Regions from separate parts of the Homo sapiens genome. Here region 1 is linked to region 2. The links are chromatin loops, found by intact Hi-C in ENCODE. Cell type or tissue: sigmoid colon. All regions are shown on one strand. Each heading gives the region's core, and the rest is flanking DNA. Links, peaks and the distances in the headings are about the cores only.

Region 1 (14,819 bases), core at 1-8,000, 71 kb before region 2:
GTTCCCACGTACAGAGCTACTGGGCCATTTACAGGACAGGGGCGTGAGAGAGTGGCTGCAGAAAAGTAGAAAGGAAAATTAGTCGTAAAGAGGGACTCGGGTCCAGGCACAGTGGCTCACACCTGTAATCCCAGCACTTGGGGAGGCCAAGGCAGGCGGATTATTTGAGGTCGGGAGTTCAAGACCAGCCTGGCCAAAATGGTGAAACCCTTTCTCTACTAAAAATACAAAAATTAGCTGGGCATGGTGCTGCATGCCTATATACTCAGGAGGCTGAAGCAGGAGAATCACTTGAACCCAGGAGGTGGAGGCTGCAGTCAGCCGTGATCGAGCCACTGCACTCCAGACAGGGCGACAAAGCAAGACAACGTGTCAAAAAAAAAAGAGGGACTCTGAGAAAAGAAGGCTCGGAGAGTCTTGGTATGAAACAGCATGTCACTCTCAGGCACCTGGGTGAAGGACATCAGGGAAGCGACCACAGTCTTCCTGGACCTGCTGCGCAAGCAGGGTGTGGTCTGCCAGGGTGGTCCTGCTTGTCCTTTCATCAAAGGCCAGGTGGACCCAGCTGGAGCCAGCCCTTCCCCTTCTGAACTCTAGCTGCCTCATGCAGTACTTTTCATCTGCCCCAGGGCAGAATTTTGTTTTTCCATGTCAACCCTTGTCTCCTCATCTTGCCAGATGGACAGTAGCATGCCCCTCAGTATTGCCACATACCTCGCCCAACACCCACGTCACAAATGTCCTGTGTAGGGTAGTGTGGTCTGTCCCAAGTCTGAAGGAAACTTGCCTTCACTTATTTTCATACAGTATTTTTTAATTAAGTGTTTACTTTCTAAGTGAATTCTAAGTATTTTACACCTGCCTGAAGGAATGCCTTAGGTTTTAGAGACCTCCTTGAACTGTCAGTTTACATGTATTCTACCTAAAAGTCTCAGATCAAAACTAGCCAGTGATCCTACGTGTTACTGAAGCTGAGTGACATTGATTCAGAAGAATGAAACTAAATTGGCCTCACATTTCCCACTTCCATATGGTAGCTTTAAATTTGGAGGATATAAAGAAAACCATGGCACCTAATTGAAGGGATAGTCTCACATTATTAGTATGAAGAAATGAATCAGGCTGGACATGCTGGTTCACGCCTGTAATCCCAGCACTTTAGGAGGCCAAGGCAGGCGGATCACCTGAGGTCAGGAGTTCAAGACCAGTCTGGCCAACATGGTGAAACCCCATCTCTAGTAAAAATATAAAAATTAGTTGGGTGTGGTGGTGGGCGCCTGTAATTCTAGCTACTTGGGAGGCTGAAGCAGGAGAATCACTTGAACCCCGGAGACGGAGGTTGCAGTGAGCTGAGATGGTGCCACTAACCCCAGCCTGGGTGACAGAGTGAGACTCCATCTCAAAAACAAAAAAAAAAAAAGAAAGAAATGAGTCATCTTTTGAAGGGAAGGCACTGGTTGCTGATGACACCCAAGCATTTTTTAGTGAAGTGGTTTTCAGACTACACAGTAAGATCCTTGAGTAGATCAAATAATCAGTTTTGTGGGTTGCACATAACAATGTAAAGAATCATCCAGGTGTGGTGGCTCATGCCTGTAATCCCTGTACCTTGAGAGGCCGAGGCTGGTGGATCGCTTGAGGCCAGGAGTTTGAGACCAGCCTGGGTAACATAGCAAGACCCCATTTCTACAAAAATTAAAAACAAAAAAAAGAAAAAGGATTGCATCACCTCTATGTAAGGGAAGTGTTTTTATGAAATTGTGAGTCATAGTACAAAAGAAAAAAACTACCAAACATCAGTAAAACACAGCTCTAGATAGAATGCTAACTTTTTCTGCACAGTTGGATGATTAATGGCTATCGTCCGTTTTATTTCACTGTGCTGGCTGCCATTCAAGTGCCAGGCGCTTTGTTCATGGCTGGTCACCTCCAGTAACCACCACTGGGATGCTTCCCAGTCCTTAGAAATCTGGGTAAGAAGCACTAATGAAGATGAATTTGTTTCCGGTTCTGCCATATTTTCCTCTGTGGGAGTTGTTATGAATGTTTTTTTCTCATAAGTGATTTGATGCTGTAATCCCTCTTATGTCTGAGAACAGATGCATGGCCATGGATCGGGCAAGTTGGTTTTACTTATCTTTGGGGAACCGGACTTAACAACAGGAACAAGGTAGGCAGTTAAGGACTCTGCCGTGATAAAGAGAGTTAGTTCAGGTGTTGTGTGGAGTTTTATTAGTGAGAGGTTTTCTGATGAATTTCACAGTGGGAAATTAACAAATCAGTTGCCTGCCCTTGGTTTGGAAAAGCACTTGGTTTTTGCTCTGGGTTGCCTGAGAGGCTGCTCTTGGCGCCTTGGTATTTGCAGCAGAGAGCTGCTGTTTCCTGGGGGTTGGCTGGGGTGAAGTGTAAGAAATTTCATATCAAGTCTCTTAGAGAGCTTTCTGGCCGTTTTTAAAGGAATGAACTGGCTGAGCATGGTGGTTCATACCTGTAATTCCAGCACTTTGGGAGGCCGAGGCAGGCAGATCACTTGAGGTCAGCAGTTTGAGACCAGCTTGGCCAACATAGTGAAACCCTGTCTCTACTAAAAATACAAAAATTAGGCATGGTGGTATGTACCTATAATCCCAGTTACTCAGGAGGCTGAGGCAGGAGAATTGCTTGAACCTGGGAGGCTGAGGTTGCAGTGAGCCGAGATCACGCCACTGTACTGAGCCTGGGTGACAGAGCAAGAGTCTGTCTCAAAAAAAATAAAAATAGGCCGGGTACGCTGTCTCATGCCTGTAATCCCAGCACTTTGGGAGGCCAAGGTAGGTGAATCACCTGAAGTCAGGAGTTCAAGACCAGCCTGGCCAACATGGTGAAACCCCGTCTCTACAAAAATAAAAATTAGCTGGGCATGATGGCGAGTGCCTATAATCTCAGCTACTCGGGAGACTGAGGTGAGAGAATCGCTTGAACCCAGGAGGCGGAGGTTGCAGTGAGCCGAGATCATACCACTGCACTCCAGCCTGAGTGACAGAGTGAGAGTCTGTCTCAAAAAAATAGGCCAAGCGTGGTGGTTCACGCCTGTAATCCCAACACTTTGGGAGGCCGAGGTGGGCAAATCACCTGAGGTCAGGAGTTCAAGACCAGCCTGACCAACATGGTGAAACCCCATGTCTACAAAAATACAAAAATTAGCTGGGCATGATGCTGGGTGCCCATAATCCCAGCTACTCGGGAGGCTGAGACGAGAGAATCGCTTGAACCTGGGAGGCGGAGGTTGCAGTTAGCAGAGGTCGCGCCATTGCACTCCAGCCTGGGTGACAGAGTGAGACTCCGTCTCAAAAATAAATAAATAAATAAAATGAGGGATGAACTGATATAAAGAGGTAAATGGAGCTTTTTGCAAACTGCTGGTTGTAAAAAATCAAATTAATTTTTCACAGTTCCCCAAATCCTATTTAAAACAACTACCTAGGAAACTTTTAAAAGTTGGGCATTAGTGAAGCCAAATTATTTTGCTTATCTTCTTATGACAAGTTTATGAGTAAGTTTTCCTTGGGTTTTGTGGTGAATCAGTGTGTGTAGTATGGATAATTATACAGTTAGCTGTTCTTAACTATGTATTGGACATGTCTTTAAATACACAGCAGAAATTGTGCCACAAGGGAGTATGATGTCCAGTCCCCACTAGGGTCCTGGTCCTTCGTGTGTCTGCAGTGTGAGCCTTCTTCCAGGGCAGGATCCTGACAGTCACAACAAAACAGCCCAAATCCCACTCACACCAGAGGCTGATGGCAGAACCCTTCAGAAAAAAAGATTTGATGATGGAAGAAGAGTAAGAAAATGTGTATCTAACCATTCATGAGAAAGTACAGGATAGCTCATTTCAATAGGAATCTAAATATTACTGGACCAAGAGAGTTATACAGTTTCCCTGGAACACTGTGCATGTGACACTCAAGAAGAATTCTGTATCAGTGTTAGTCATTGCCTCAGCCCACACGTGAGTGCCAGCAGTGCCAGGCCATGTGTTGGACCCCAGGGATACGGCGGTGAGCGCACTAGGCCTGGCCTGCCCTCCCGGAGCTCACAGTTGAGGCTCATCAACCTGCCAACAAACATGCTGTCAGTACCTCCTTTCAAAACTAACGTGTCATAAAGCAGACAAGATCTTAGAATAGTTTAAATCATCCCAGCTGGAAAAAGAAGGTTGCATGGTATTTGTGAGTTTTGAGAAAGGAGTTTCCATTTGGTTGAATCTGTAAACTTAAACCACTCAACAAACATTCTTTTTTAAAAAGGTATCATATTTCTTCTTTCCTTGACCCTGTGATGTTTATTTTTGTTGCTCACATTGGACTTTCAGGCTGATGGCAGCAGTGCTGGCTGCATAAACAGATTTTTCCACTTCAGTGAAATCAGCAGAGCTTGTTTCAGTTGCTGCATGGATGGTCAGCGTCGTTCCTTCTCATGTCCTCCTAGCATCCATCCTCAGCATTGCCATAAAACCTTCCTGGTGTGTAGTTTTCTAAAAAAATATTATCTAGCATATACATTTCACTCAGAAATACTTCCTTTATGGCAGTTCCTTAGCCAAGGCCGTGCTTTATTCATACTTCAGGATCAGCTAAGCCAAACCACGGTGGCAGTGAGGAGTGGGTCCTTTGGTTTGTTGACCCTGGTTGTCAGGGCTGTCTTTGGCTCATGTGTCTCTGTATTGAGATGTGGTTTAGCCTGAGAGAGTGGCCGGCTGCAATGCTAATTGTCCTCCCTGGTTTGCTGGCATCTGTGGGAGAACAAGAAGAAAAGGCCTTGGGTTTGGGAGAGCCCTGTCATCCATCTGGAGTGACCTGGGAGTGACCTGCGCGCCTTTCCCCCTGCCCCCGACTCATATTACCCTGTTCTTGTTCTTTTTAAAAATACTTTTATCTGTTTTTCCTACATTCTTTGGCATTTTAATCTCCCTCCCTTCCTTTCCTCCTTCCTTCCTTCCCTCTCTTTGTTTCTCTCTCCTTCTTCCTCCTCCTCCTCTTCCTCCTCTTCTCTTCCTCCTCTTCTTCTTCTTCTTTCTTCTTCTTTTGTTTTCAAGTTGGGGGTCTTGCTCTGTTGCCCAGGCTGGAGTACAGTGGTGCAATCATAGCTCACTGCAGCCTCAATCTCCTGGGCTCAAGCGATCCTCCCATCTTAGCCTCTTGAGTAGCTGGGACCACAGGCATGTGTGGTCACACCTGGCTAATTCCTTTTTAAATTGTTTTGTAGAGACGGGGTCTTGCTGTGTTGCCCAGGATGGCCTCAAACTCCAGGCCTCAAGTGATCCTCCTGCCTCAGGCTCCTTAAGTGCTGGGATTGCAGGCTCGAGCCGCTGCACCTGGCCCTTATTTTATTTTTAAGTGATCTGTACAAATTTATTGGGAGGACAAGAAAAAGGACATTTCAGAGAGTAAATAAAGAGAACGTTCCAACATAAACGGGAAAGGGATGTAGATAACATGGAACTCTGTCAAGCCCTTTAAACAAAGGCCAGGACTTTCTACCTTGCTGTGTGCAGCCTTCCAAGTAACCCTACCATTGCCTTTCCTGGCCGTTTGGATCTTCTCTACAGAAAATTGGACTTTTTCCACAGACTCTGGAATCAGCAAACACTAATTTTTACTTTTATAAGGTATAATCATTAATATTCCCTCATGCACATTAGTCATAGTCCAAGAAATGAGATTATTATTAGGCATCGAGCCAGGATAAGTACTGAGCCAGGACAGCTGTCAGGTCCAATTGGGCAGAACATGCAAGGCTGTAACTGGTGAGCAGCTGTTGGTAACCTGGGAGGCAGCCTGCTTCATGGTCACCATAGCGGATGGGCCTAACTCACCTAAGCAGGCAAGCACATGAGAACCTTCATATACAAGAACCTACCCCAGCACCAGGGTGGCATGCCCATGAGCACAGGGATGTTCATCTGCTCTGTCACCACTGCATCCCCAGTGCTTAGAACAGAGCCTTACACTGCTTGGTATTCCTCAGCACTGAATGAAGGAAATATTACATCAGAGACCATGAAGTTACTGAGTTGGAAAAGGTCTCAATACCTTAACTAATTGCTTTGCAATAGAAACAAGTACTTGGAGCATTTTCTCTTCCCACCTCCTTACCTCTCCTCTTTCATCCATGTTATCTTTGTAACTTTAGGTAAAAAGCTAATCTATTTTAGCCTCAGTTTGTTCATCTTTGAAATGTGGTTAGGAACCCTTATTTCCTAGGAGGTGGGGGGGGGGTGTGATTCACCCAATCACCCACAGCTTCTCGCACAGCTCCCGCCCTGTGCTAGCGCTGTTCATTCCATCTTCCTCTCTTTCTGCTCGTTCCCTTAAAAAATCTGCAAAGCGCTTATACCATACTTGTTTACCATCCAACAAAGCCATGAATAGCATTTTCTAGGAGAAAAGAATCATAAGATAGGAACACTACTAGGTAGAAAATTTGACTAGAAAAGGTCCTAGTGAATGAAACACCTGGTAATAAATACAGTCAAGTGCCGCATAACGATGTTTCGGGCAACCACGGGCCACATGTATGATGATGGTCCCATGAGATTGTGATGGAGCTGGAAAATTCCTATTAGCTAATGGCTTTGTAGCTGTAACTTCATAGTCCAACTCTTACTTACGCATGTGTGGTTTATGTTGGTGTAAACAAACCTACAGCACTGGGCACTGCTGGTCTTTTAAAGTGTCCAGTAATGTCCTAGGCCTTGACATTCCCTCACCACTCACTCACTCACTCACCCTCCACAACTTCCAGTCCCTACAGGCTCCATTCATGTTAAGTGTCCTATATAGATATGCATTTTTTTTAATCTTTTATATGATATTTTTACATTATCTTTTCTATGTTTAGAGATGTTTAGATAAACACTATTCTGTTACAGTTGCCTACAGTATTCACTACAATCTCAGGCTGTGCAACAGGTGTTTGAATAACATGCTTCATTTAAGATCATTTTGTTATAGCGTTGATGAGAAAAAAAAATGATTCCTGGCCAGGGCCACTGTGTGGAGTTTGCACATTCTCCCTCTGTATGGTAAAATTGGTTTTGTTAGACATCATTTTGCTTAAACTTGCAGGTTTCCAAGAACATAATGATGATGTTAAGTGAGGACTGTACTGGTTTGTAGCCAGGAACAATATGCTATACCATCTAGCCTAGGTGTGTAGGGGGCTGTAGCATCTAGGTTTGTGTAAGTACACTCTATGATGTTCACACAACAACGAAATCACCTAATGATGAATTTCTCAAAAGATATCCCCATATTTAAGGAATGCATGACTGTATTAATACATTCTATCATTTTTGAAACTCTGTTAAGTCTACAACAGCCAGCTGGTATTTTGCCCCTATATTTTCCAGAGTCAGGAAAGAAGCAGAATAGATTTTTTAAATTCCTAGGCCAAGGCAAAGTCTCCACCAGTAGCATGTGATGAGAACACTGTTCAGTCATCCATCACATGGTGTCACTCAGCCATGCAAAATTACCATTTTCTCAGAGAAAGTGTTGCTGGACCTGAGGAACTGTAAAGTATATTTTCTGCTTTTTAGTTTCCTAGCTCTCTGCCACTTGTGGGTACAGTGACCAGTTTAAAAACAGGAGTTTCCTAGCATGAGAAATATATGTCTAGATCATTTGTAGCAAAGTATCAGAGTCCAGATTTCATGGAGGTCTAAGGCCTGTGGATTGGGTGGAGGGGACCTGCGGATCCCAACTTTCATCCAGAAGTTGATACATACTCACCTTCTTTAGTAGCTAGTTTCAGTTTTTGATTCAGGACAAGTGAGGAAAAGCAGGTATTTCAAAATACTGCCAAGAAAGAGATGAGAGGAGGTAGAAACGGCCATGGTCCTGATATAAGATGATTTGATGGTTAATTGGCATGCATTTCTGCAAAAATCAACATGCCACCATCACTATGAGGTAGCTACCATTACCATGTTGATATATGTGTGAACAAAAGTTTTCTGGAAAGGAATTTAAAAAGACTTTACTCCAATGAGCAGTTTGCAAACCAGGGAGCTGCAGCCTTCAATGTAAACTGAAGGTACATTCCAGAGAATCTAAGGAGTGTTTGTGTTTTATAAAGTTTCTGTCCATGTTCTCACTCAGGTCCATTTATGCAAATGAAGGAGTCAAACTTGCTTAGTTCTGATTGGTTGATGTTTGCTGAGCTCTGATTGGTCAACATAAGTCAGACCTTATGATTGGTTCAGGCAGGGTAAACAGGAACAGGCAGCTATGAAAGTCCCCAAGTTAAGCAGAGGTATGGGTTTTCCAGGAATTCAAAGTACATGTGTGACGACTAGTCAGCAAATGGCCACTTGGTTCTAATTTCAACTAAGGCCCAGTTGGCTGCTCAGGATTCATCTTGAGGGATTGGCTCTTCCAGAGTTCACAGTGTCTTTGACAGTGCTTTTTTTACTGATGTAATTTTATGAAAACACAGTCATGTTATTTGCACTATTTGATTTTTTGTTTGTTTGTTCCGGCTTTGTTTGGAAAACTTCCTTGAATATTCAGCACTCTTGGCTCTTCATGTTTGGGAGTGATGTACTAAAAGCTGATTGGAAGGACTATAGGGTGGGGCCTGTAGAGTGGGGGCTTTGCTGTAGGGTGACCAGGTGGAGGACTGGGGGTTTGTCCCTGGGGCCTTTCGGTTTTACCAGAAGAGATCTTCAGATCTGCAGGGTGTGTGGGGGTTGGCAGGGGAGGAGAGTTGAAGCCAGTGTGGTTGATTTAGTACTTCCATGCTCACTTAACTCTCTGTGTTATTCCTTTGTGGGTTTTTTGTTTGTTTGTTTGTTTGTTTTTTTGACAGAGTCTAGCTCCATGGCCTACTCTGGAGTGCAGTGGTGCGATCTTGGCTCACTGCGACCTCTGCCTCCCAGATTCAACCGATTCTCGTGCCTCAGCCTCCCGAGTAGCTGGGATTTCAGGCACACACCACCATGCCCGGCTCATTTTTGTATTTTTAGTAGAGACAGGGTTTCATCATGTTGGCCAGGCTGGTCTCGAACACCTGACCTCAGGCAGTCTGTCCACCTCGCCCTCCCAAAGTGCTGGGATTACAGGCATGAGCCACCACGCCTGGCCCTTCTGTGTTATTTCCTTGCTGTCTGCTCTCACTGTGTTGTAGTCTGATTTGGTGTTGGGGCGGGGGCCTGGGGACACCTAAGGACCCAGGTGATCTCATATAGACCTCCAGGGAGGCCTCTTTTTCCACCCATACCTCATCCTCACTGCCCTGTGGGCTCACAGCATGTACTTGGTGTATTGTCGTCTGTTATGTGGAGGTAGCAGCTGTTCCTCCATCTGGTTTCTGTATTTTAAAAGGTATTGAATTTTCTTCTTATGCTGTGATTGTTATGTAACAGCTATGATGAAAAATTAAGAATAGTAAGAGTGATTTGGTGTGGCTAATGCACCACATATACCTGGAAATCCCACATATATGTGTTTGTTACCTACATTTTTGTTGTTGTGTTTTTACTTAACAGTCTGTTAATTGTTTTAGCTTACCCTTAGGATAAGTATAAATTCCCAGACATGACTTGCTGGGCCCAAAGAGTATGGGAATTGTTTGGGACCAATGATCCAGCAGCAAATTGGAACCAGTTTGCAGGAATAGTTTCTGCAAAGCTTCTGAGAGGAGAGGAGAGGAGCAGGTGTCGGGGAGAGATGGCTGTTCAGCACTTTGCAAAGTGCTCCAAGGCTCCGGGTTGAATGTGCAGCATGCTTGCTCCTGCCTTCCAAGAGCTGACCACGTGGTGGGGGAGCCAAGGCACAAAAGAGCTGTACCTTTGCACATCTGCTTCTTTATTCATTCATTCATTTGTTCGTTTGTTCATTCATCACTCACCACACGTGACTGAGCGGTTCCTATTTGCCAGACACAGTGAATATGCACTCAGTTCTGGCCCAAATCGCTGGCAGGACAAGGGGGCAAGACTGTGAAGAAAGAGCATGGGCAGTGGGACGAACAACCTGGGCCTTGTTGTACTGTTAAAACACTATACAACGTGATTTTGCAACGTGCTTTTTTCATTCATTATGGGTTTTGTGATTTCCTGGTGATGGACATTTAGATAGTTTCCAGTTTTCCCCTACAGACATAAGTACAGTGAGTATTCTTTTTTATGTCTCCTCTTGCAAAGGTGGGGAACTTATCTAGGGGGTGGAAGTGGAATCTTGGTTGTAGGATTTCAGCATCTTTAACTTTACTAGATATGGTCAAAATATTCTCCTGTGTGATTGTACCAATTTACACACCTTTCCTCAGTTTATCAAAATGCAGCATCTCTCTAACTTTGCCAACACTTGCTGTTGTCAGATATTTAAAGTATTTGTCAATCTAATGGGTGTGAAGTGCTCTCTTATTTTTTCAGTGAAGTTCTATGATTGCTGGTGACATTGGACTTCTTGTGACTATTTAAGTTTTGAATTCAGACTTTACCACTGCCTTTATGAACTTGGGAAATGTTCATAAATGTTCATAATGTTCAGGAGACCAAACCAGTCTCCTGGTTTGGTGAAACATAAATACCTACATTTAGCGTTATTATGAGAAGGAGGGACCACACGCATGGCTCCTGGCTGTTTGTGTCTCAGTCTGAAGTCATTCTAACAACACCACCCAGCGGGCTGCCCCTCCCCACTGAGGAGACCCCACCCCACCCCACGCCCAAGGCTGTAGTCTGGAGCAGCAAGAGCCAAAGAGGTCCTGTGAGAGCAGGGGGTGCCTCTTGAGAACCCCAGCAGGAGTCCCAGGAGAGCCGCCCACCCCTGGATGCGGTGCCCGAGTGTCTGTCCTACAGTAGTAGCTGGCAATGCAGCAGCGAGCACCACTGCGCCTCTGTGCCATCCTACTGGCCTGTCAGCTCCTCGTCCACCTCTGCCCTCATACCTGGCTCCCCACGGTGGAGCCAGAGTGGGCCTTTTAAAACAGAAGTCAGGGCTGGGTACGGTGGCTCACGCCTGTGATCCCAACACTTTGGGAGGCTGAGGTCGGTGGATCACTTGAGGTCAGGAGTTTGAGACCAGCCTGGACAACATGGCAAACCCTGTCTCTACTAAAAATACAAAAATTAGTCGGTTGTGATGATTCGCATCTGTAATTCCAGCTACTCAGGAGGCTGAGGCAGGAGGATCGCTTGAACCGGGAAGGTGGAGGCTGCAGTGAGCCAAGATTGCGCCACTGCACTCCAGCCTGGGGCCACAGAGCAAGACTCCATCTCAAAAAAAAAAAAAAAATATATATATATATATATATATATACTATATATATATACTATATATATATATATATACATACTATATATATATATATACTATATATATATATACACACTATATATATATACACACACTATATATATATATATATATACACTATATATATATATACACACTATATATATATATACTATATATATATATATATATATATATATATATATATATATATACTATATATATATATCCATCCCCTACGACTAACTACTCCTTCCCTTATCCTTGGCTCTGATTGGAAGAAACCTGATTATTGGCCGAGCCTCCTTATATCTTCTCAGTGCCTGGAAAACAGGCTGTGGTCTGTAGACACAATTTTTGGCATTTAGAAAGAAAATGCCTGTTGGTTTATAATCAGTATGGAGGATGCATGTCCTGACATTCCACTGTCAGAAACATGGACTAAAAGAAGAAATTCCAATTGGTAGGGTAACAGCCAAGTTTTAAACAAAATGGTTGGATTTTAAAGCATTGTTGGAAAATGGAAACTTGTTACAGAGATTCTGAGCCTTTGGAAATATAACTTAAAAATTAAACCCATAATATGTATATATTTCAAAGTTACACTGTAACTTTTTCAGAAAAATACATAAAAACTGCATAGCCAGGGAATTTCAGTTTTTGCTACCATACTTCATAACTAAAATATTTGTATACTTTACCGAATTACCTTGTCAGTGACTCTTTGAGGGCACTTTGTGAAAGTAGCAGATTACTGTCTTCCTTCTTGGGTGAACCTATAATTTGCCAGATCTTCCAACCTACTTGACAGCATTTAAAAAATAACCACAGGGAAGCAAGCTCTGTTCAGTCTGCATCCAAATGTCCCTTTCCCTGGGCACTCACGGGCTGCCTGTCCCCAGCAGAGCGAGCTGTGGGAGGCACGGAGAGCCCCAGAGCCCCCAAACATGCACAGCTACTCTCTTAAAAAGTCCCAAACACACACAGCTACTCTCCTAAAGCCCCACAGTCGGAGACAGGTGTGTGCAGTGAGGCACGCCTATGTGCCATTGTCGAGTAAGTGGATCTTTTTGATGGAGACAGCGGCAGAATTTTCCAGGCAGCCTTTGTCTGGAAGTGAAGAGCAGAGTCTTCACACATATTCAGCCTACTTAATTTCAGGAGCCAGGAGTGGCTTGGAGCCCAAACAGAAAAAGTCTGCTCTTCCGGAGTCACATTTAATCTGTTCATGCTTCAGCTCTGATGATCTGGCTTATTTTTTGGCTATTAATGCTCAATTGTGGCACAAGTTAGTCCTTTATAAACTCAGTCTCATCATAGCATATAACTTAGGTGCCACAACGAGTCTCCGCAGGGCTAAGCTGGCTGTCTGCTCACTTTTTTAAGGGATGTACACAGTGGGCGCTGGGGACCAGGGCCAGAGAGTGGCCACCTGTTAGAGCTGCATGTGTGTCTTGGGCCTGGTCTTCTTTCTCTGCTCACTAATGACAGCTGTCCCAGCCTCTTGCAGGCTCTGGCCCACCACCTTGCTTGCTGTGATTTTTTTTTTTTTTCCTCACACATGATAAGCTGAGGCAGAAAGTGAATCCTTTCCTTTTTCCTTTTCTTTCTTTCTTTTTTTTTGAGATGCAGTTTTGCTCTTGTTGCCCAGGCTGGGGTGCAATGGCATGATATTGGCCCACCGCAACCTCTGCCTTCCGGGTTCCAGCGATTCTCCTGCCTCAGCCTCCCGAGTAGCTGGGATTACAGACATGCGCCACCACTCGATTACAGACATGCGCCACCACTCCCGGCTAATTTTGTATTTTTAGTAGAGACGGGGTTTCTCCATGTCAGTCAGGCTGGTCTTGAACTCCTGACCTCAGGTGATCCACCAACCTCGGCCTCCCAAAGTACTGGGATTAATAGGCGTAAGCCACTGCGCCTGGCCTCCGTTTTTTTTTTTTTTTTTTTTATAGAGTAGGGGTCTCACTCTGTCACCCAGGCTGGAGTGCAGTGGCACAATCATAGTTCACTGCAGCCTCCAACTCCTGGCCTCATGTGTTCCTCCTGCCTTGGCCTCCCAAAGCACTGGGATTACAGGTTTTCCTTTCCTTTATGAAGACCTTTTTCCTCCTAAGGTAGTGTTCCCAGCAAGAGTGCGAATTAAAACCCCAACTAATTCTTTTCTTAATTCTGCTGCTAGAGCTCCAGCAGACAGGGCTTTGTCTTACCCATATCTTATTACTCTTCCTGTCAGAAAAACACTGGAAGTTCAGAATGAAGCTTGCAGAGGAACTTGGCAAGCCCTTTTTTGACCCTGGACCTGAACCTACCTTGGAAGGCAGAGAAAGCCCCACTTCTGCCTGGGTCAGTGTAGCCCTGGCCAGCATGAGCCCTGCCCAGTAGGAGTGCCAGAGGCCGGCTCTGGGTCCCAGCATCCCTCTGGCTTACGCTACACCCTGTCAAGGTCAAGTGATTTTCTTTCTCTGATTTCTCTGTGTGCAATCTTTTCTGTTCACCAGACAGTTTTTCGAGCCTCCTTTTGAGTTCTACCCCAGCCCCAGCCCTGACCATCTTCAGCTCATTCTTTTAAAGTGGGTTTCTCTCTAACTTAGTGTTGGGCTGCCTTTTTTGTGTTGGGAAAACATGGGCCTCTACCTAGTCATGACACCAAGCCCTCTTGACTAATGGTTCCCAGATTTTTCCTAGAATTGCATCTTCTGTGGGACCAACATGGTCCTTCCCATGAAGTGCCCCATTCCTGTGCTCTCTGCTGAAGGCTTCCTGGCTATGCTGCTTTCCCCAGGCATTTAGAACGCCGGGGCTGGTCTCTGTCCCTTGGAGTCATGCTCATGGCCTGGCACATGATGACTCCCCCTGTGGATTTTGTGTAATTACTTATTTTCCTGGTGACTTGTACAAACCAAATTTTAGTGTACCTGTTGTCCTTAAAAACAGCAATGTCTTGGTTGGTGTAGGTTTTAGAAGGAGACAGAAAAATCTTTCCTCATGAAGCTCTTTTGCAGTCTCACATTGGGCTTGGCTCTCAGACCCCTTGGATTCGGGATACTGTTGAACAGCCCCATGGTGCTATTAGAGCAAAGCGCTTCCTGCCAAAGCAGATGTGTGCCTGCCAGGTTGGAGGCAGGGGGCCAGGAAGCCCACTGCATTGCTGGTTTCCTACGCCCAGAACAGCATGCTGTGTGCACTCGCAAGTTCATGCTGACACACACGTGTGCTGGTCAGTGCCCAGTAATGCTATACAAAACACTAGGACTGAACAGGATGTATACTGTTAAAATTTGATTCTCCCTTGCATTACAGAAGCTTTTTTTTTTTTTTTTGAGACAGTGTTTCGCTCTTGTTGCCCAGGCTAGAGTGCAATGGCGCAATCTCAGCTCACTGCAACCTCCACCTCCTGGGTTCAAGCGGTTCTCTTGCCTCAGCCTCCCGAGTAGCTGGGATTACAGGTATGCACCACCATGCCCAGCTAATTTTGTATGTTTAACAGAGACGGGGTTTCACCATGTTGGTCAGGCTGGTCTCAAATCC
Region 2 (16,232 bases), core at 5,094-13,093:
TTTGCATTCCTTCAGGAAACAGCTCCAACTTGGGCAAATCAGTCCCGATAGATGACTTCCGTGGGGTTCCAGCGCCTAAGAGGTCAGGGAGCAACTCCTCGGCCCCGCGTTGGTGCCCCGCGATCCTGCTCCAAGTGCCTCACCTCGGTGGCATCTGAAGCCTGAAGGTGTGTGACCTTGGGAGTTTTTCTTAACCAGAGGCTCGGTGTTCCTAATATGAAATGAAGACAGCAGGCGAGGCTCGGTGACTGACACCTGTAATCTCAGTGCTTTGGGAGGCCAAGACAGGAGGATTGTTGCCATAGCCCAGGAGTTCGAGACCAGCCTGGGCGAGACCACCTCCCCAAGCCCCGCCTCACAACTGTCTATACTAAAAATTACAAAATTAGCTGGGCTGGTGACACACACCTGTGATCCCAGCTACCAGGGGGCTGAAGCAGGAGCATTGCTTGAGCCCAGAATTTCAAGGCTGCAGTAAGCTAAGATCGTGCCACAGCATTCTCGCCAGGTGACAGAGCAAGACCCTGTCTCTGAGAGAGAGAGAAAGAGAGAGAGAGAGAGAGAGAGAGAGAGAATACAACAGAAGCATTGTGAGAATTCAATGAACAATATAGGCCAAGTGCTTGAGACATCTTAGACGCTCCACCACAGGGAGTCAGCTTCCCTCCCTTCCATCCCCTGCCCTCTCCCACACACCTGTGCTCTCGTCCATCAAAATAATTCAGCAATCCTTCAGACTCCCATTCCTCTGCATACGTTTTGCATACGTTTCCTTCACCTCAAATACTGTTCCCTCCACTTTTTCACCTTGAAAACGTCTGCATGCGCTTAGACATGCAGCTCAAGGGCTGTTTTGGAGACGAAGCCTCCCCATCCATCCATCCCTCAGAAGTCCCCCCCCGCATGCTCAGTGGCAGCACCTGCAAAACACTAGTACAGCACTAATCACATTGCATTGAAATTGAGGACAAGCCAGTTGCTCCTCCTACACTGCCAGCTCTTTGGGGGCAAACATGCAGTTCTGTTTATGTATGTCCAGGATCTAGTACAGTGTGGCAGTGGGAGGCACTTGAGAAATGTTATCTGAATAAATGAATGAAAATTAATCATTGTTAATTGCTCCTCCACCCTAGAGTCAGAGAGGAGGTCCCAGCCCTTATTAAATATAGTGTTGGCTGGGCGCGATGGCTCACTCCTATAATCCCAGCACTTTGGGAGGCCAAGGTGTGTGGATCACAAGGTCAGGAGTTCGAGAACAGCCTGGCCAGCATGATGAAACCCCATCTCTACTAAAAATACAAAAATTAGCTGGGCATGTTGGTACTTGCCTGTAATCCCAGCTACTCGGGCAGCTGAGGCAGAGAATCACTTGAACCTGGGAGACGCAGATTGCAGTGAACCGAGATCACGCCACTGCACTCCAGCCCGGGTGACAGAGCAAGACCTTATCTCGAATATATATATGTGTGTGTATATATATATATTATATGTTATATATATATATATATATATATATAATCTTAATCTCTTTGCACTTCAGTTTTGTTATCTATACAATGGAGATGATAATAGTATCTATTTCATAGGTTTTATAGGTAAGGGCTAACTGACACACTACAGGTCATGCACTCAGCCAAGTGTCTGGCTCACTGTATCCTTTTAAACTGTTAGTGATGACCGGGCATGGTGGCTCACGCCTGTAATCCCAGCACTTTAGGAGGCCGAGGCGGGCGGATCATGAGGTCAGGAGTTCAAGACCAGCCTGGCCAACATGGTGAAACCCCATCTCTACTAAAAATACAAAAAAAATTAGCCAGGCTTGGTGGCAGGCACCTGTAATCCCAGCTACTTGGGAGGCTGAGGCAGGGAGAATCACTTGAACCTGGGAGGCAGAGGTTGCAGTGGGCTGAGATCACGCCACTGCACTCCAGCCCAGGTGACAGTGCGAGACTCTGTCTCAAAAAAAAAAATTTTAAAAAGTGTTAGTGACTATTACCACCAAATCATTTTACCATGGGTAAGTCACATAACTGGTCCCACCTCAGTGTGCTCCTCTGTAAAAGGACAGAGTAGGACCAAATCACTGTGACTCTAAAGCTATTCCAGCTCTCAAGGTTTTTTGTTATAAGATTCCATGATACTCTTGAAGAGACATTTGCATACCCATGTTTATAGCAGCACTATTCATAACAGCCAAGAAGCGAAAACAACCCAAATTTCCATTGACAGACAAATGGACAAACAAAATATGGTATATACATGCAATGGAATACTTAAAAAAAGAAATCCTGTCTCATGCTACACATAGACGAAACTGAAGGACATTATGCTAAGTGAAACAAGCCACTCACAAAAACACAAATACTACATGATTCCACTTATATGAGGTTCTTAAGTTAGTCAAAATCAAAAAGACAAAATGTAGAGACAGAAAGTAGACAGTCTTCATTCAAAGCAAACTAACCAATAAGACTGGTTACCAGGGGCTGGGGAAAGGGCGGGGAAGAGGAGTTGTTTAACGGGTTCGGTTTCAGTTTTGCAAGATGAAAAAGTTCTGGAGATTGGTTGCACAACAATGTAAATATACCTAACCCTACTGAACTGTGCACTTAAAAATGGTTAAGATGGGCCAGGCGCAGTGGCTCACGCCTGTAATCCCAGCACTTTGGGAGGCCGAGGTGGGTGGATCATGAGGTCAGGAGATCAAGACCATCCTGGCTGACACGGTGAAACCACATCTCTACTAAAAATATAAAAAATAGGCTGGGCACAGTGGCTCACACCTGTAATCCCAGCACTTTGGGAGGCCGAGGTGGGCGGATCAGGAGGTCAGGAGATTGAGACCATCCTGGCTAACACGGTGAAATCCCGCTCTACTAAAAAATACAAAAAATTAGCCGGGTGTGGTGGCGGGCGCCTGTAGTCCCAGCTACTCGGGAGGCTGAGGCAGGAGAATGGTGTGAACCTGGGAGGCGGAGTTTGCAGTGAGCCGAGATCGCGCCACTGCACTCCAGCCTGGGCAACAGAGCGAGACTCCATCTCAAACCAAACCAAACCAAACAAACAAACAAACCAAACAAACAAACAAACAAGGTTAAGATGGTAAATTTTATGGTTTTTTTTTTTTTTTTTTTACCACAATAGAAAAGATTCTGGCCGGGTGCGATGGCTCACGCCTGTAATCCCAGCACTTTGGGAGACTGAGGCAGGCAGACGACGAGGTCAGGAGTTGGAAACCAGCCTGACCAACATGGTGAAACTCCATCTCTACTAAAAATACAAACAACAACAAAAAAAATAGCCAGGTATGGTGGCACGCGCCTGTAATTCCAGCTACTTGGGAGGCTGAGGCAGGAGAATTGCTTGAACCCAGGAGGCGGAGGTTGCAGTGAGCCGAGATCACGCCATTGCACTCCAGACTAGGAAATAAGAGCGAAACTCTGCCCCCCACCAAAAAAATTTTATCTTTCTGCCCGTGGATACCACCAAAGAAGCATCATGAAAGCCTCTTTTCTCCCTGCCTTCATGTCTAAGTCAGAGTCTCCTAAAGAGCCTGAACAGCTGAGGAAGCTCCTCTTTGGAGGGTTGAGCTTTGAAACAACCGATGAGAGCCTGAGGAGCCATTCTGAGCAATGAGGAACGCTCCTGGACTGTGAGGTAATGAGAGATCCAAACACCAAGCACGCCAGGGGCTTTGGGTTTGTCATCTATGCCACTGTGGAGGAGGTGGACGCAGCCACGAATGCAAGGCCACACAAGGTGGATGGAAGAGTTGTGGAACCAAAGAGAGCTGTCTCAAGAGAAGATTCTCAAAGACCAGGTGCCCACTTAACTGTGAAAAAGATATTTGTTCGCCAGGCGCAGTGGCTCATGCCTGTAATCCCAGCACTTTGTGAGGCTGAGGCGGGTGGATCACGAGGTCAGGAGATCAAGACCATTCTGGCCAACACAGTGAAACCCTGTCTCTACTAAAAAAAATACAAAAAATTAGCTGGGTGTGGTGTCGGGCGCCTGTAGTCCCAGCTACTTGGGAGGCTGAGGCAGCAGAGTGGTGTGAACCCGGGAAGCAGAGCTTGCAGTGAGCCGAGATCACACCACTGCACTCCAGCCTGGAAGACAGAGTAAGATGCTGTCTCAAAAAACAAAAGAAAAAAGAAAGAAAAGAAAAAGATATTTGTTGGTGGCATTAAAGAAGACACTGAGGAACATCCCCTCAGAGATTATTGGTTATTTGGAACAGTATGGGAAAATGGAAGTGATCGAAATCACGACTGACCGAGGCAGTGGCAAGAAAAGGGGCTTTGCTTTTATAACCTTTGATGACTATGACTCCGTGGATAAGATTGTCATTCAGAAATACCATAACGTGAATGTCCACAACTGTGAAGTTAGGAAGCCTTGTCAAAGCAAAAGATGGCGAGTGCTTCATCCAGCCAAAAAGGTCGAAGTGGTTCTGGAAACTTTGGTGGTGATCATGGTGGTGTCATGGGAATGACAACTTTGGTTGTGGAGGAAACTTCAGTGGTTGTGGTGGCTTTGGTGGCAGCCATGGTGGTGGTGGATATGGTGGCAGTGGGGATGGCTATAATGGATTTGGTAATGATGGAAGCAATTTTGGAGGTGGTGGAAGCTACAATGATTTTGGCAATTACAACAATCAGTCTTCAAATTTTGGACCCATGAAGGGAGGAAACTTTGGAGGCAGAAGCTCTGGCCCCTATGGTGATGGAGGCCAATACTTTGCCAAACCATGAAACCAAGAAAAATTGTACTCTTCAGGTGGCTATGGCGGTTCCAGTAGCAGCAGTTAGCTATGGCTGTGGCAGAATATTTTAATTAGGAAACAAAGCTTAGCAGGAGAGGAGAGCAAGAGAAGTGTCAGGGAAGCTACAGGTTACAACAGATTTGTGAACTCAGCCAAGCACAGCGGTGGCAGGGTCTAGCTGCTACAAAGAAGACATGTTTTAGACAAATACTCATGTGTATGGGCAAAAATCCTGAGGACTGTATTTGTGACTAATTGTATAACAGGTTATTTTAGTTTCTGTTCTGTGGAAAGTGTAAAGCATTCCAACAAAGGGTTTTAATGTAGATTTTTTTTTTTTGGCACGCATGCTATTGATTGCTAAATGTAATAGTCTGATTGTGACCCTGAATAAATGTGTTTTTTTTAATGTGCAAATAAAAAATTTCCTTAAATGCCTACAGAATACAGAAAACAACTTTTCAGGTATTAACCTGATATAACTGGCCATTCGCTTTTATTGCAGAGAACTTCTCCACATCTGCTTCTACCATGAATTAACCAACACAAATCATATGTTCCATTGGTCGTAATGGCTGGTCACAAAAATCATAACAGTTTTACATGAGGTGAGATTTTTCAGTTTACAAATACTTTTATGCACATGATCTCGTTTTATATTTGCCACAAACCTGAAAGATAGTAAATATTGACATCTCATTTTACAGTTGAAAAACTCAGGGCTGAGAGATTTGCCTCATAAAACTCACATGCCACCTCTATGCTCTGAACCCAAATCTTCAGATTCCTGTTCATAGCAGCATCATTCACAACAGCCAAAAGGTGGAAGCAGCACAAGTGTCCATCAGTGAATGAATTATTACACAAAATGTGGTGCATCCATACAGTGGAATATTATAGAGCCTTTAAAAAGAAGGAAATCGGCCAGGTGCAGTGGCTCATGCCTGTAATCCCAGGACTTTGGGAGGCCGAGATGGGTGGATCACGAGGTCAGAAGTTCGAGACCAGCCTGGCCAACATGGTGAAACCCCATCTCTACTAAAAACACAAAAATTAGCCAGGTGTGGTGGCAGGTGCCTGTAATCCCAGATACTTGGGAGTTGGGAGGCTGAGGCAGGAGAATGGTTTGAAACCAAGACATGGAGGTTGCAGTGAGCCAATATCATGCCATTGCACACTCCAGCCTGGGCGACAGGGCAAGACTCTGTCTCAAAAAAAAAAAAAAAAGAAGAAGAAAAGGAAATTGCCCGGCATGGTGGCTCCCACCTGTAATCCCAGCACTTTGGGAGGCCAGGGTGGGTGGATCACCTGAGGTCAAGACCAGCCTGACCAACAAGGCATAACCCCATCTCTACTGAAAATACACAAAGAAGCTGGGCATGGTGGAGCTTGCCTGTAATCCCAGCTACTCGGGAGGCTGAGGCAAAGAATCACTTGAACCCGGGAGACGGAGATTGCAGTGAACCGAGATCACGCCACTGCACTCCAGCCTGGGCGACAGAGCAAGATTCTGTCAAAAAAAAAAAAAAAAAAAAGAAGGAAATCCCATTACATGCTACAACATGGATGAACCTCCAGGCCATTATGCTGAGTGAAATAGGCCAGTCACAAAAGTACCAATACTGTGTGATTCCACTCATATGCCATATGTAAAGCAGGCGAATTCATAGACACAGAAGTGTAAGTGTGATACGGCGCTGCGGGAGTGGGAACCGGGAGTTAGTGTTGAACAGGTGGCAGCTGCTGCACAGGCCGATGAAGAGTTCTAGAGGTGGACAGTGGTGATGGCCACACAGCGATGTGAATGCTCTCGATGCCACTGAACTGTGCACTTAAAAATGGGTAAGATGGTATTTAATGTTATGTCCTTTTTACCACAATTTGAAATAAAACAAAGAGCTCTCCAGGGGCTTCAGGTGTGTGGTCACATAGCCCGGTCCCGTGTCGCTGTTACCAGGAGACTTCGGTGCGGCGAGCTCGGGTGCCAGGAACCCCGTTCCGTGTCGCCCTTTCTGTTGACCGCTAACTGCGGGGGATTTCGCCCGTCCTGCCTGCCCCGTGAACGGCCAGGCCCTTCAGGAGCTGCGGACCGCCAGGTCCTACCGCAGCGGCACGGGGCGCACTAGCCTCTTAGGCGCCGGGTGCTCCAGAGCCTCGCAGAGGACTCCCGATCTCTTCACACCCTCTCCAACTGCACTTGCAGCCACATCTCCCCCTCCCTCCCCTCCCTTTGGTCTTGTGAGAACGCAGTTTTCCGGAGCCCTCCCCGTCTCTCCACCGTTTCTCCATCCCCCCGGGGTTCCTCTAGCACGTGCTGAGCCCGCATCCTCCAGGCTAGCTCTCGTGGTGGGTGCCTGAGTGAAGAGAGCATTTCCCCTTTCTCAACAAAAGTAGTACAAAAGACGTCAAATCCAGGATGTTGTGGTTCAAATTTTAAATCTGCCACTTGGTTCTATATTCGGCAAAATCCTATTATTATCTGTGTTTTTTATTTTTATTGAGACAAGAGTCTTGCTCTGTAGCCCAGGCTGGAGTGCAGTGGCGCTATCTCGGCTCACTGCAAGCTCCGCGTCCCGGGTTCATGCCATTCTCCTGCCTCAGCCTCCCGAGTAGTTGGGACTACAGGCGCCCGCTACCACTCCCGGCTAATTTTTTCTATTTTTACTAGAGACCAGGTTTCACCTGCGTTAGCCAGGATGGTCTCGATCTCCTGACCTTGTGATCCACACGCCTCAGCCTTCCAAAGTACTGGGATTACAAGCGTGAGCCACCGCGCCCGGCCTATCTGTGTTTATTTTACGAGGTTTTGAGGATCCTGTTAAAGGGCTCAGCATTCTCAGTTCGGTTCTACAAATGTTTAATGAACACCTAATATATGACTGGCACTATCCAAGAAGAGATATCTTCTCTCCCTTCCTCTGTTCCTTCATTAAATATATTTTGTGTACCTGCTGTGTGCCAGACACTGTACTGTGTATTGGGGATACCCGTGAAGAAGGTGGACATGCTTCCTTCTGCCCAGGACTCACAGGAGGGGAAAGCATTTAGAAAATTATAATACAATAGTCTCAAAGGTATGATGGAGAAGTGGAGGAAGCTGCTGCTGGAGCACCCAGGAGAGGACGCGATCCAGACTGGGGAGGTCATGGAAGGCAGCCCAGCGGAAGTGATGCCTACCTGAAACCTACTATTAGGCAGCAGAGGCCGGAGAAGGGGCACACATGGTGTGGGGGATGTCGCCATATGTCTGGAGCTTCACAGTGCCTGAAGAAGATTTGAGGCTGGAGGCACAGGCAGGGCCCAGGTAGCGAAGGGCCGTATGAGTCTTATTAAGGAAACTGGGCAAGATTAACCAAGTTGGTTATCTGTTGCTTGCAACTAAAGAACTCAACCAGACTGAAATAGAATCACAGAATCGTGTATTTCGAGTCTCGCAAGGAACTCCAGAGACAATCTGATTTGGAAACAAACCTCTGGACAGTTAAGGATTATCAGCCCTCTCTTGTAAGTGGGGTGGATCACTCAGGTTAGGAAACAGAAGTAACCCCACAGTGTCACAGTGAATATGTGCTAGAGTGAAAACACCCACACCTCCTGTCTCTCAGGGTGGAGGGGCGCATTCCCCACCACCTCTTTGTTTATCCCACGTGGTATCTAGTATAACACCTTGCTTTGAGAGAGAACCATTTTAGTAGAGATAATAATACCCAATTTAAGCATATCAGTTAAAAACAATGAGAAGGAAAAAGCTACATTAAGCTGGTAAGAGAGTAAAGGTGCCATATAGTACTTCTTCCAGTATTCAGACCAACTCTTTTAGATTTTTTTTACCAACCTCCTATGTTAAATATACTTTTTTTTTTTTTGAGACGGAGTCTCACTCTTTCGCCCAGGCTGGAGTGCGGTGGAGCAATCTCGACTCACTGCAACCTCCGCCTCCCGAGTTCAAGCAATTCTCTGCCTCAGCCTCCTGAGCAGCTGGGATTACAGGTACCTGCTGCCATGCCCGGCTAATTTTTGTATTTTTAGTGGAGAAGGGGGTTTCACCATCTTGGCTGTGCTGGTCTCGAACTCCTGACCTCGTGTTAGACCCGCCTCGGCCTCCCAAAGTGCTGGGATTACAGGCGTGAGCCACCACGCACTGCCAGTTCTATTCTTTCTTAACTTCCCTTTTCCTTGAAATAATCCTCCCCTTACCCAACTGACTCTTTTCTCCTCTTTTTTTTTTTTTTTTTTTTTTTTTGTTGTTGTTGTTGAGATGGAGTCTTCCTCTGTCGCCCAGGCTGGAGTGCAGTGGCATGATCTCGGCTCACTGCTACCCCTGCCTTTGAGGTTCAAGCAGCTCTCCTGCCTCAGCCTCCCAAGTAGCTGGGATTACACGTGCCCGCCATTATGCCCGGCTAATTTTTGTATTTTTAGTAGAGACGGAGTTTTGCCAGGTTGGCCAGGCTGGTCTCAAACTCCTGACCTCAGTTGATCCGCCTGCGTCGGCCTCCCACAACTGACTCTTTTCTTATGTTGAACAAAATAAAGTTTCCCTGAGTGCCCTGAGCAGCTAGGGCGCCATCAAGGAATGAAGCGTCCTGAATGGATCCTTCTAGAAAAGGCTGGGGGTGGGAGCCACCTGGTGGCCAAAGCTGTGCAGACCACAGCTGTGTAATGAGGCAAGTTGGTTTAAAAAAGGAACAGGCTGCAGAGCCGAAGTATTTGTCAAAGTAATAAAAACGTTTAAATGAGTCATTTGGTTTATAGCAACTCCTAGGAAACGCTTTTCCAAACAATTTAGTCTGTTGAGCGCACACAGTACTGGTTTCCGCTAGAGTCTTGTTCATGTAATTGAGAAATTCGCAACTTAGACTTGAGCAGCAGTTCTCAAAGTGTGGTCTGTGGACTTCAGGGACACACGAAGTCCCCCTTTTCAATTGTATACCTGGGGGGTGCTGGACTTCCCCATCTACTTCAAACAAAACATATGGTAACAGGTCAAATGTGGAAGCAGAAATAAAAACTCCACCATCTGCGACCGGATGCGATGGCTCACGCCTGTAATCTCAGCATTTTGGGAGGCCGAGGTGGGCAGATCACTCGAGGTCAGGAGTTCAAGAGCAGCCTGGCCAACATGGTGAAACCCCGTCTCGACGAAAAATACAAAAAATTAGCTGGGCATGGTGGCGCACGCCTATAAATCCCAGCTACTCGGAAGCCTGAGGCGCGAGAATCGCATGAACCCGGGAGGCAGAGGTCGCAGTGAGCTGAGATTGCACCACTGCACTCCAGTCTGGGCAACAGAGCGAGACAATGTCTCAAAAAAAAAAAAAAAGAGAATTCCACTATCTGATATTAAACCCGCTATTCAAGAGGTTTGCAAAATGTAAACCAATGCCACTGATGCCACTAACTGTTATTTTGGGAAATATAGTTATTTTGCATAAAACACATTATTTGTGTTAACATGTAATTGGTTTATAATGGCCACTTTTCCATCTATAAATATTCTTTATTTTTTTCCATTTTAATTTTTAATATGATAAATATTGATAGATAGATAGATATGGATATAGATATACCTCCTTTCTGTCCCCTCACTTCATATATATGAATTTGTCTGAAGTTCTCAATAATTTTTAAGAGTATAAAGGGATCCTAAGCTCAAAAAGTTCTAGAACCACTGGACTAGAGCAATGTGTCAGCTGAGCATTAAAAACAGTACAGAATTTGACATTCCCCTGGAGGGGTTACTGTGTGATGATTTGAATCAGGTACACTTGCAGATGTGTTTCCATCAACCTCTGTATTGAAGGCCCAGTTATCTCTACTTACCTTGTTGCTCGTGTAAACACCTCTTAAGTACCACTCCAAATCTTTGGACACCGTTGGACGCTTACTCCACCCTGCTGCCACTGCAGAAACCAGCTGTCTGTGGACACTGCCAGCTCCATGTGGCATCCCAAATGGCACCCACCTCACAGGACCCCTGGCCCCTATGCTTGAGAAACCCACAATAAGTCAGAGAAAAAAGTAAGTGCAGAGAAATTGAAGCTTGTGGGGCGAATCTTCAACCAATGAGCTTAGGAGCAAACAGATAACGTTTTTTTCCTCTCCTACCTGACACAGTGTGCTGAGATCCAGGCCCCTCCAGAAACAGTCCCAGAAGCCCAAACAATCAGTTGTCAGATGCCCAATGGTGACCAGCTCCTCAGCCCAAAACTCTAGCACTCCGTAAGTTAAGGCTATGCATAGTTTACCATTTCACCATATTCTCAGCATCTACAAACTATAAACAGCCTTCAAAGAACAGTAGTAGCATTTTCATAACATTTATTTTGTGTCTAATCCGACTCTATGTCATAAGAATTAAAGAAGTAGCTTCTAAAATCTCAGTCTCCTGAAAATGAAGCTTTAGAATTGTTTCCTAAAATAACATTATTTTATATTACCCATTACCATTATTAAAAATGGTAATACTCGACCAGGCATGGTGGCTCACACCTGTAATCCCAGTACTTTGGGAGGCCGAGGCCAGTGGATCCTGAGGTAAGGAGTTCAAGGCCGGCTTGGCCAAGATGGTGAAGCCCTGTCTCTACTAAAAATACAAAAAATTAGCCGGGCGTGGTGGCAGGTGCCTGTAATCCCAGCTACTCAGGAGGCTGAGGCAGAGAATTGCTTGAACCCAGGAGGCGGAAGTTGCGGTGAGCCAAGACTACCCCACTGCATTCCAGCCTGGGCGACAGAGCCAGACTCTGCCTCAAAAAAAAAAAGTAATACTCTGATTCTAGAAAGGTTACACTGAAATAGACACTCTCATGTTGTTGATAAAAATTGTTATAACTTTTCTGGAACAAAATTTTGTTTTGTTTTGTTTTTTTGTTTGGTTTTGTTTTTTGAGATGGAGTCTCCCTCTGTTGCCTAGGCTAGAGTGCAGTGGTGAGATCTCTGCTCACTGCAACCTCTGCCTCCTGGATTCAAGCAATTCTCCTGCCTCAGCCTCCCGAGTAGCTGGGATTACAGGTACGCACCACCATGCCCAGCTAATTTTTTGTATTTTTAATAGAGAGAGGGTTTCACCATGTTGGCCAGGCTGGTCTTGAACTCCTGACATCAAGTGATCCACCCACCTCGGCCTCCCAAAGTACTGGGATTACAGGTGCGAGCCACCGCACCTGGCTGGAACAAAATTTGGCAACAATTTCTACAGAAACAATTTAAAAATGGGACAAACAGTTATGCACAAAAGTATTTCCCTTAGCACATCTATACTATAGTATCTTTAAACGCAATTACACATTCAATACTATGATGACGGTTACAAATATTTTATGACTCTATGCCATACTGTCACATTTTATGTAATCAATAAAAATTCCATATTCAAAAAGTTTTTAATAAAAAGCAAAATTATCACTATATAATGTTAAGTAAAGGGTGAAGGATACAAACTGTACGATCTCAGTTTTTTGTAGCAAGAAAAAGAAAAAAATAAATATATCAAAAATTTTACATGTCTGAAAGGAAATACGGCAAAGTTTTAAAAAATGGTGACCTCTTGTAGGTGATACAATTGTGGGTGATTTTTTTCTTCCTGATTTTTTTTTTTTTTTGAGACTGAGTCTCAGTCTGTCGCTAGGTCAGATTGCAGTGGCGCGCGCCACCACGCCCAGCTAATTTTTTGTATTTTTAGTAGAGACTGGGTTTCACCATGTTGGCCAGGCTGGTCTCGATCTCTTGACCTTGTGATCTGCCCACCTCAGCCTCCGAAAGTGCGGGGATTACAGGCATGAGCCACGGTGCCCAGCCTTTTCTTCCTAATTTTAAACATCTTCTGTATATTTCCAAATTTTCTACAGTGTAAGTGTGATATTTTACAGCACGATTATTAGAAGGTAAAAATGGGTGAGGCTCTAGGATTTCGAAGGTCACTTTCAGCTCTAAAATTCCTTAATTCACACAGCTCTTATCACTATGGTTTGTTTGTTTTTTGACTTTCCACTGATAGTAACAGAAGAGTATATTACACATTTCCTAATAGCAATGTTATGCATGTCATTGCCTGAGATTCCTAAATCTTGTGCAAGATTTCAACATTATCTGTAGAACTTAAGTGCTAGATTGTGATCTTTTATGAAGTTTTTGAGTGTTGTCAACAGACTGAGTGTTCAGATGAAAATGCCGGGAGAGGACAATACTCGTAAATGTGCATTTCTACATTTAGATATAGCACATTAGTTAGTGCTTCATCATTCAAGAGACATTTAAATTTTACTACATTATAATAACATTCTTAAGAGTTTCCTTAAGACAAGGAGATAAACTCAGTTATTGCTAAGCAAGAATCTGCTGAAACAGTAAACAAACAGGTATAAACAAGTGCATTTGAGTGTGTGGCCACATGCCTGTCACTCCCAAATTCTTGTCCTTTGTTCCCAGCTGGGGAGAAGGTAAACAGAAATGGAGAATGAGGAGTCTCAGCTCCTGGCCTCCGGCCTGCTCAAGCGAAGGGGTAGGAGATCATCCCGCCACTTGCCAGGGATATTTTGGGGATATATCTGACACTGGGTCACATGCACTAGTTGGCCTGCAACAAATCTCAGTCTCCCAGCCAGTCGGCAGCAGATCAGGCACTCCTGTCTTTGAGCCACTGTGGAAGGAACTAGCCTGGGCAGCTCCTCAAAGGGGCTCTTGCTCACATCAAAGCTGGACAGTCAGCCCCTGGTGGGCTTCAGATTCAAAGACCCCTTCTGCCCCCCATCCTTGACTGTTGCCCCTCACAGTGGTCTCACTCTTTCCTTCTTAATCAAGTATGTGGGGCCCCTTTTGGGACAAGCATCCTGGATCAGGACCCAGGCTTTTGGTGACCCAATCCAACGATTCCTGACTCATCGCCTTCTGTCCCATAGGCTTGCATTCCTCCATGAGAAATCCCCTTTGCGTCTTCTTTCAGAACTAAACTTTAGATAACTCCTTAAAACCAGAACCCAAATCTTAGCACTATCACCCACTCCCCGCAAAGGGTTACTCTCTACCCCTGAGCAAGGATGGCTTGGTCGGGGGGCATGCCCCTTGCTTTATGGTGGATTGTTACTTTTCATGCAGGGAAAAAAATAAAACGAAACATTAGTGTTTTCATTTAAAAACAAGTTGAACAGTCGTCTCCTGTAAGAGAATCCTGGAGCCCCAGACACACCTAGAAACACAAGTCTGTGCAAAAATACAATGTGTAGATTTATGGAAATGCACATGATGTGAAAAGTCCCTAACGGATGTGTATAAAAATTCGACTTTTTTTTCTTTGAGTCTCACTCTGTCACCCAGGGTGGAGTGAGTGCAGTGGGGCAATCTCGACTCACTGCAGCCTCCGCCTTGTGGGTTCACACGATTCTCTTGTCTCAGCCTCCTGAGTAGCTGGGACTACAGGCGCACGCCACCATGCTTGGCTAATTTTTATATTTTTAGTAGAGACGGGGTTTCACCATGTTGGCCAGGCTGGTCTCAAACCCCTGACCTCAGGTAATCCACCCACCTCGGCCTCCCAAAGTGTTGGGATTTACAGGCATGAGCCACCACGCCCGGCCCAAGTCTTTTTATTCAACACCTCATTTTATTCTTATGCACTGAATGCCACATTGGTTTCTTTTTTCTCTCTCTCTCTCACTCAAAGCACTATTATTAAATCCATGATGCAGCTTACTTTCAACATTATCTTCAAATTTAGGAAATACCATTGTATCATAAGCAGTGGTAATTCCCGTCTGCCAGGTGTCTACCGGGTGAAGGGGTCTTGCTCTGTGCTGGGTGCTCAGAGCCATCCCTGCCCATCTTCGTGCTAATGCCTGGAGGCAGCCACATTAGCTCCACCTCCTGGCTTGGGAGCTGAGGCTCAGAGAGGACAACTAATCAGCCCAAGGTCCCAAGCTAATATGTGGCACACGGAGATCTCAAACCCAGCATGAGGTAGGTACTGTGACCCCTATTGCACAGATGAAAAACAGACATACCGAGATGACGGGAACTCACTCAGGGCACACAAATGATAAGTGGCAGAGAAAAGATTGGAATCAAAATCCTACAAAAATCCTACAAAATTGAGGTGAGGCACAGTGGCTCACACCTGTAATCCCAGCACTTTGGGAGGCCGAGGTGTGTGGATGATCACTTGAGCCCAGAAGTTTGAGACCAGCCCGGGCAACAAAGTGAGACCCCTGTCTTTACAAAAAAATTTAAAAATTAGCCAGATGTGGTGATGTGCCTCTGTAGTCCCAGCTACTTGGGAAGCCAAGGCAGGAGAATCTCTTGAGCCAGAGAGGTCAAGGCTACAGTGAGCTATGATCACACCACTGCACTCCAGCCTGGGTGACAGAGCGAGACTCCGTCTCAAAAAAATAAAAAAAGAAAAAAATAAATAAATAATTAAAAAAAAAAAAAAAAAAAAAGTCTGGGTGCGGTGGCTCACGCTTGTAATCCCAGCACTTTGGGAGGTGGAGGCGGGCAGATCACGAGGTCAGGAGATCGAGACCATGGTGAAACCCCATCTCTACTAAAAATATAAAAAATTAGCCGGGTGTGGTGGTGGGCGCCTGTAGTCCCAGCAACTCGGAGAGGCTGAGGCAGGAGAATGGCATGAACCTGGGAGGCGGAGCTTGCAGTGAGTCGAGATCACGCCACTGCACTCCAGCCTGGGCAACAGATCGAGACTCCGTCTCAAAAAAAAAAAAAAAAAGAAAATTTAGGACACTTTGAAAACACAGTGAACAGACACCTATAGTAATCATTTTCCCTGTCACTAAAACTCATAAAACAATGGCTTTGAATGGCTATATGATATTCCATTATGATGATATAGCCCAAATTAATTAACCATTTACTTGTTATTGGAAATTTAGGTTATTTCCTATTTTAAATAATTTAAAATGTAAATATACCTTGTAAATAACATCATATTGCATATCTTTATACATGATCTTTTTCTTTTCCTTGTATAAGCTTTATCATGAGTACATAATCTTTTTCTGCATCTTTAATTATATTCTTAAGAACATTTTTAATGCTCTTGTTATATATTTCCAAATTGATTTCCAGTGTATACTCCCAGGAGAGGGTTAATTTCATGGTTCCTCTTGTGAATGTTATCTTTATTTTATTCTTTAAATATTTCTTTTCTGTATTTTGAATAAATGTACAACAGAATGTTATGTGGATTTTCTTTTTTCCCATGTTCCAGAATTGCAGCTGAAACCAAAAGCCCTGGACAAAAAATGTGAAGTGTCTGGGAACCTTAGAGACCCCTCTGGGCTTTCCGAGAAAGGCAAGATCCGCAATCAGCTCTCCAGCCTTCTCACCTCCCCAGCCAACAGAAACTCTTCTGTCTCCTGGTTGGACTTGGGCTCAGCCTCAGCTGTTGATTAGGACAACTGTGTCCCCCAAGCAGGGGAAGAAACCTTGGAAGAGATGAAGAACAGGGAGTGAGTAAGAG

The links. Hi-C counts contacts between places; a loop is a spot of excess contacts. Peaks named below come from ENCODE experiments on the same cell type or tissue, not always from the same donor. Only the 100,000 strongest peaks of a DNase experiment are listed, where the experiment ranks them.
Region 1: it touches region 2 in a loop (2.7-fold over the local background); 6 of 110 quality-filtered maps call a loop at or near these places.

The regions. Positions count from the first base shown.
Region 1 is chr13:21,004,227-21,019,045 of GRCh38, reverse strand. The region is part of intron 2 of LATS2 (large tumor suppressor kinase 2); the gene reads left to right. Among named protein-coding and RNA genes, the nearest start is that of LATS2, 50 kb to the left of the region's middle. RefSeq lists an enhancer at 1,343-1,482. In sigmoid colon, for the core only: no CTCF peak of the experiment used is centred there; DNase peaks (open chromatin) are centred at 1,898, 4,025 and 5,849.
Region 2 is chr13:20,936,893-20,953,124 of GRCh38, reverse strand. It overlaps LINC00367 (long intergenic non-protein coding RNA 367), which reads left to right and starts at 3,697. Exons shown (of 6, transcript NR_104058.1): 1 at 3,697-3,820; 2 at 5,271-5,373; 3 at 10,525-10,783; 4 at 10,880-10,984; 5 at 13,190-13,262; 6 at 14,475-14,561. It also overlaps the pseudogene HNRNPA1P30. RefSeq lists enhancers at 9,055-9,631, 13,026-13,525. In sigmoid colon, for the core only: a CTCF peak has its summit at 9,392 (motif pointing left); DNase peaks (open chromatin) are centred at 7,038 and 9,384; H3K4me3 peaks cover 754 bases; H3K27ac peaks cover 667 bases.